Linked DNA regions of Homo sapiens: region 1 is linked to region 2. A link is a contact called in ENCODE Hi-C or POLR2A ChIA-PET data. All regions are on one chromosome and are shown on one strand. The core of a region is the stretch at or near the end of the contact, and the rest is flanking DNA. Distances in the headings are between cores, read along the strand shown.

The links. A loop is a pair of places that touch in the nucleus more often than their neighbours do. ChIA-PET counts read pairs that join two places held with the same protein, here RNA polymerase II (POLR2A). Pooled maps may share reads with other maps.
Region 1: a map of CD8-positive, alpha-beta T cell shows a loop between it and region 2 (7-fold over the local background). The contact joins the promoter of RWDD3-DT here to the promoter of ZNF326 in region 2. A Hi-C loop is called at or near these places in 2 of 168 maps with a recorded cell type or tissue (CD8-positive, alpha-beta T cell and naive thymus-derived CD4-positive, alpha-beta T cell) and 6 of 50 pooled maps. POLR2A ChIA-PET finds 5 or more read pairs at or near these places in 1 of 52 experiments (T-cell).

Annotation. Positions count from the first base shown.
Region 1 is chr1:95,232,608-95,235,816 of GRCh38, reverse strand. It overlaps RWDD3-DT (RWDD3 divergent transcript), which reads left to right and starts at 1,835. Exons shown (of 4, transcript NR_125949.1): 1 at 1,835-2,117. All of the region lies in intron 7 of TLCD4-RWDD3 (TLCD4-RWDD3 readthrough), which reads right to left. It overlaps RWDD3 (RWD domain containing 3), which reads right to left and starts at 1,607. Exons shown (of 4, transcript NM_015485.5): 1 at 1,502-1,607. The coding sequence starts at 1,586. RefSeq lists silencers at 1,147-1,326, 1,537-1,866.
Region 2 is chr1:89,993,758-89,997,004 of GRCh38, reverse strand. ZNF326 (zinc finger protein 326) reads right to left here and starts at 1,895. Exons shown (of 12, transcript NM_182976.4): 1 at 1,732-1,895. The coding sequence starts at 1,747. It also overlaps the pseudogene GEMIN8P4. RefSeq lists enhancers at 1,180-1,229, 1,111-1,676, 1,677-2,243 and a silencer at 1,450-2,089.

The sequences.
Region 1 (3,209 bases), core at 586-3,085, 5.2 Mb before region 2:
ATAGTCAAAAGAACCTCTCTACACTGTAAGCTCCTAGAGGCCATGGGTAGCGGTGTCTCTGAAACCCTGACAAAGTCTGTAGGCAGCAGGGATTCAATAAATGTGGGCTAAATGACTAATAAAGCCCTCAAGAGCTTGTTTAAAAAAAAGTATCAGAAGGCCAGGCACCTGTGGCTCACGCCTGTAATCCCAGCACCTTGGGAGGCCGAGACGCGCGGATCACGAGGTCAGGAGATTGAGACCAGCCTGGCCAACATGGTGAAACCCCGTCTCTACTAAAAATACAAAAAATTAGCCAGTCATGGTGGCAGGCGCCTGTAGTGCCAGCTACTCGGGAGGCTGAGGCAGGAGAATGGTGTGAACCCAGGAGGTGGAGCTTGCAGTGAGCCGAGATCGCGCCACTGCACTCCAGCCTGGGGGACAGAACAAGACTCTGTCTCAAAAAAAAAAAAAAAAAAAAAAAAAGGCCGGGCGCAGTGGCTCACGCCTGTAATCCCAGCACTTTCGGAGGCCGAGGCGGGCGGACCACGAGGTCCGGAGATCGAGACCATCCTGGCTAACACGGTGAAACCCTGTCTCTACTAAAAAAAAAAATACAAAAAATTAGCCGGGCGTGGTGGTGGGCGCCTGTAGTCCCAGCTACTCGGGAGGCTGAGGCAGGAGAATGGCGTGAACCCGGGAGGCGGAGGTTGCAGTGACCCGAGATCGCGCCACTGCACTCCAGCCTAGGCGACAAAGCAAGACTCCGTCTTAAAAAATAAAAAATAAATAAAATAAAATAAATAAAATTCAGCCAGGCATGGTGGCACGCGCCTGTGATCCCAGCTACTCGGGAGGCGGAGGCTGCAGTGAGTCCAGATGGATCCACTGCACTCCAGCCAGGGCAACAAGAGAGACTCCACCTAAAAAAAAAAAAGTATCAGAAAAGCAATCAACTTGGAAATAGAATGCAGATAAAGTTGAGGTTGAGCACTGGATAAATGAAAAAGTTCAGTCAACAAACATTTACCTACTACCTACCAGGTGCCTGGAGTCATTACCAAACAGACCCTGCCCTCCTGCAACTTAAGACCTACAAATACCCGTGTAGAGTTAGAACCGGGGAGTGCTCTCGGGGGGGCCTAGGGCATAGTGCTTAGGAAGGACACAGAACAACGAGGGGGCGTCAGCACAGGCTTCTTTATAGGGTGAGATCTGAGGGGTGGGAGGCTGGGGGAGGGCCTGGGGGTGCGCACGCAGGGGCCCCCGGCTCCGGGAGCGGGACCGGCGGCAGAGGCCCCAGTGGGCCGCGCCGCTCTCTTAGTGTTTCTGGGGTCGCCTCACACTCCCGCCCGCTGCGACACCACTCCGGCCTCCGGGCGTGTCATTCCATCATTCAACTAACCCGGTCCCCATACGTGGGCCCAGGCGGGGTGCCCAGGCTCCGTGGTGGGGAGGAGACGCAAAGCGAACGCGGGTGGCCCCTGAGGGCGCCCTGTCCCTCCCGCGCGCGGGTAGTCACCTGAGCGGCTCAGCACCTCCCACTCGTGGGGCCTGCAGAAAATCGCGGCCAGGACCGAGAGCTCCTCCTGCACAGGCTCCGCCATGGCTGTGGGCCCCACCGCCTCAGCGCTTCCCCTTCCGCTGCCGCAGCCGCCGCCTCCACCGGCCAGGAGCAGCACTGCCCGCGGCCACCCGGGGGCGCCCCGCGCCTCCGCAACCGGGCGGGACGGGGGCGGGGCGAGACGGAGCTGGGGCGAAGCGAAACGGGACGTGGGCGAGGCGAGTCCGGGCGAGGGTCAGGGCAGACGGGGCGGGCGGGGCCCTTAGAAGTTCCGCCCAGAAGCTCCTGCTCAGTAACTACAGACGCGAAGCTCAGCCTCTCGGTTTGGGAATTTTCTTGGAGGCCGAGGCCCTGCGCCTCTGTCTGCACCCAAGGCGACCGCCCAGCTTACCCCCGGCTCTTCTGAGCACAGGGAGGCCTCCCAGCAAAGCCTGAACCCTCTAAGTTTAGCTGCAGGCTTCGAACCCCGACCGTCCCCGCCGAGCCTTGGGCTGCTGAGGTGGGGATGAACTGGGCGAAAGACACTTGGGAGTTAGGAAGAAACAAACAAGCAGGGAAGTGACCAGGAGACAAGGTGAGACTTTGCCCGGCTCAGGTCTGAACTGAGTGTTGGAGATAACCACAGTTAACAAAATAAACAAAATTATTCGCCCCCGTGGAGCTGTTAGCAACCCTGGTGCCTGGGAAGCCTGGAAGAGGCTCGGGTTAGTAACAACCTCCAGGATGCCCTCCGAACTGGTACTGGCGCCGGGACTCTAGACAAGGTCCAGATTCCCGGGCCCTTCCCCTTACGGGTGCAAAAAGGGAGGGTCAGGACCTGCCAGTCCTGGCTTCAGGATGTTGACTGGACGGACCTGGACTCATGGGAACTGTGCGCCAAAGTCCTGGGAGCAAAGTGTCATAACGCTCCTCGTTTGTCTCTTGCCTTCACAGGAGACAGCCCTGCTGCAAGCGGCCAGTGGGAATCCTTGGCCTTTGGGGGTATGATCCAAGAATGTAAACGCTAGCTTTTCAGTGTTTTCGATTTCGTGATATTCAATGCATACAATACAATGTGACTCTTGAAGCTTAATAATAAAATTATCATTCTTGAGCCCAGCACCTAAATTTTAAAATGTGAGCAATACCAATAGGGTAACAGAATAAGCAATCCATTCTGTTTTGACTATAGTGAACAAGATTACAAGACTTATCTGCAGTTAGGTCTGTCTCTCGGATGTTTGCCTGGTCTTTTTGCTGTTCAAATAACAGTTTAAAATTTGGCAGTCCCCACAAGCAGCTGGTCTTGCTCATGGAGTTCTCACAACTTTTGTTTGTATGAGAAATCACATTTCATGAGATAAATCTGGGAATTTAGGTTGTTAGGCAGTGACTCCAGTCACTGACCTACGGAAGTCAGAACAAAGTTGGCTGATTTTAAAACCCTGCATCCATTCACCATTACCATTCCCGCTGTTGGTAAAAAAGGAATCTGATAAAGGAAAAGATACTGGCTTCCCGGAACAGAAAGGAAACCTAACAAGATGGACTGCAGGGAAAATGCTTTTCAGAAGATGCCATGGGATTTCAGTGACCCCGAGTAATTAGGAGCACATAATTGGGAAGATGAAGGCTTATTTAAATGCAGTTATCTCTGATATGGCCAATTGGCTTGAAGAAAAAAAAA
Region 2 (3,247 bases), core at 646-3,145:
AAAGCAGACATACTACATTTTATTATTGTTTTTCAATTCTCCATAGAAATGGATTCCCTTATTGCCTTGGGTGGGGAGTGGAAAGAACTGTTTCTACTGCCCCACCTCCACTTTGTTAGCCTCTGCTATACCTTGGGTGTTGGCATTATCATCAAACTACAGCATGAAAATACAATAATATATTTTTTATTTTCACTCCCAACTCTGGCCACTTCAAATATTCATAGTTTTTTGTTTTGTTGTTGGTTTTTTGTTTTTTTTTTTTCAGACGAAGTTTGGCTCTTGTTGCCCAGGCTAGAGTGCAATGGCACGATCTCGGCTCACTGCAACCTTCGCCTCCCGGGTTCAAGGGATTCTTCTGCCTCCGCCTCCCAAAGTGCTGAGATTACAGGTGTGAGCCATCGTGCCCAGCCCAAATATTCATAGTTTAAAGGTATCTACATCAAAATGAGTTAAAGTCCAACCAAAACAAACAAAACCACGAGAGTGTGCTACTCTTAAGAGCTGAACTTACTATTTCAAAGTAACTGAAAAGTATCTACAAGAGGGCTATTCCAGTCCCCTTTCACAAATCTGTACCTAGATATGAAAGCTTTAATTCTTTGTTGCATGAAATGTTATGAAAAATCAAAAGCTCATCGAGTAAGACATATGCTGAGATCACACCTCATTTAAAGATCATTTTTTTGGTGGGGTTAAAAGTTTACAGCCTACTTAGTGAACTGGTTTTACTTAAGCATGCCTGGTTACTCAGGATTAAATCCAGTTTAATCACATAAGTCCTTTCCCATGTCTCCCTAATGTTGTCACTACATACCACTTTATCTTGACACCAATTCCAAGCAAGGTTTGAAAACAAAAGTGAAGACCAAATTAATATTACTTTGTGACCCTGTAAAAGTGGTTTAAAGAATTAGTATCTGAGACAACTGAAAAGTATTGCTAAAATACAGTTTATTTAATCCGTAAGTCAAACACTTACAAGGCTGTGTACAGGTCTAAATGTGAAGGACATTTGATGCTTGCTGTGCCAAAATTCTGATTAACTTAAATCCTACCTACACACGATCCAAAGAAAAGTGCTTTGGTTCACATAAATATTTCAAGTTAGGGATTAATAAGCAGGTAATTTTTGGTGATAAACACCCCAGTTTACTAACCAGGAAACATCTTGCTTTCCATTTTGCATAGATATTTATCTATACATATCACTTACAGACACCCTTTCAACTCATCTTAAACCGGGACAAACAGAAACATCACTGTGAACAAGCCTCTGAAAATTCTATCTGGCAAGAAGTAACCCGAGGCTGAGGATTAACTAAACGGACGGTCTGGGTCGCTGCCCTGTGGGGCGAATGCGAGACTAGGTGGGTGAGGCCGCACTCGCCCGTTTGCCCGAGACCGGGAAGTTGGAGACGTCGGGGCAATTTCCACTACCAGGGGCCAAGGCGAGTCTGGGGCTCCAGCCCGGAGGCTCTCGCGCTCTAGGCGCGTCCTACCGGACACCGAGTTCTCTTGTCTCCGCCGGCAGCGGGCGCCGAGCGGGCCGAATCGGGGCGCGTGGGTCCCCAAAGAGGCCGACTCCGGGCGCTGGGCCCGGGGCGGGCGGGCGGCCTCCGGGCCCGCAGAACAAAGCCCACACGGCCATCTTGAGACGGTAAACAGACCCCCTGCGTAGGCCACCCCGCCTCCTGCCAGCTGCGCCGACCAGCCAGAGGCAGCGCTTACCGTCCTCGAAGTCCATGGCAGAGGCTGAGGGCCGTCGGCCTTGGCGGCGCTAGGCTGAGCTATGGCCGGCGGCGAGCGTCCGCGACCCGCGATTCCACACGATCACTCCGCGCGACCGAGAGCGGCGCGCTACCAGCCCGGGAGCCGCAGGCCACAGCGAGGCTGGGGAGGCGGGGCCGACCGGCGCTACCAGCCCCATCGGCGCGGCCTGCTATTGGCTGACGCGGGCTGGTGGGCGGGCCCTCGCGTGGGGGGCGGGAAGCAGGTCCGCTGTCACGCTCGGAGGTGCTGACCCTCTGGAGCCGCTGACGGGGAAGGAAGGTAAAAAAGGAGCGCTAAAGATTGGCGGGGGTTGTGGGAAAGCAAGCCGAGTGTACGGGAAGGGCCGGCTGCGGCCCGCCATGTTTGAACCTGGCAAGAGCGAAAGAAGCCGGTTGGAATGCCTTCTTCCTGCCCAAACTAATAAAACCGCATGCCTACCTTTTGCTTAGTATTGGCTAGGGATGACTAATCATAACATTTGTAAGTACTTACGGGGTTTCCTCCATGGAGACACAGAAGTCTGGGACGTTTCTAGAAGCCTGTGGCAAATTTGAAAAGCAAGATACAAAATAGCGTATGGAGTCTGATTATCGCTATGTCAATAAATTTTCTTAAAGGACAAAGCACTGAAATAAAATGGAAATAATAATTCTTTTAAAAAATTTTTAAATTATTTTTATAGAGATGGGGGTTTTGCCATGTTGCCCAAGCAGGTCTCCAACTCCTGGACTCAAGCGATCCCCCCACCCCCAGCCCCGTCTCCGCCTCCCAAAGTGTTAGGATCACAGGCGTGAGCCAATGCGACCCGCCTGGAAAGAATTCTAAAACATGGCCTGCTTGGCCACCGCCCAGGATCTGCAAGCTGCGCGCCCACAAGTTTCGGCACCCATTTGGACTTTCACAATCGGAGATGGCAGTGGTGAAGGCATCAACATCAAAAGCTACCAGGCCTTGGTATTCTCATCCAGTATATGCAAGATACTGGCAACATTATCATCAAGCAATGGCTTGGATGCAAAGCCACCACAATGCCTACAGGAAGGCGGTGGAATCCTGTTTCAGTCTTCCATGGTTCTTCCTTCCTGCGCTTCTTCCCCAAAGCTCTTACGATAACCAGGCTGCGTATCCTCAGTCCTTCTATGACCATCATGTGGCCTAGCAGGACTCCCCCTGCAGTTCTTCACATTTCAGAGGGTCTGGGCAACATCCACATGGCAGCAGTAGGATCCAGGCATCCACAAGAGAAGACCAAGCCTTATCCAAGGAGGAAGAGATGGAGACCGAGTCAGATGCAGAGGTAGCATGTGACCTGAGCAATATGGAAATCACCGAAGAGCTCCGCCAGTACTTTGCAGAGACAGAGAGGCACAGAGAAGAACTACTGCGGCGGCAACAGCTGGATGCGGAGCGCCTGAACAGCTACGTGAACGCTGAACACGACCTGTACTGCAACACCCGCCGGTCGGTAGAGGCC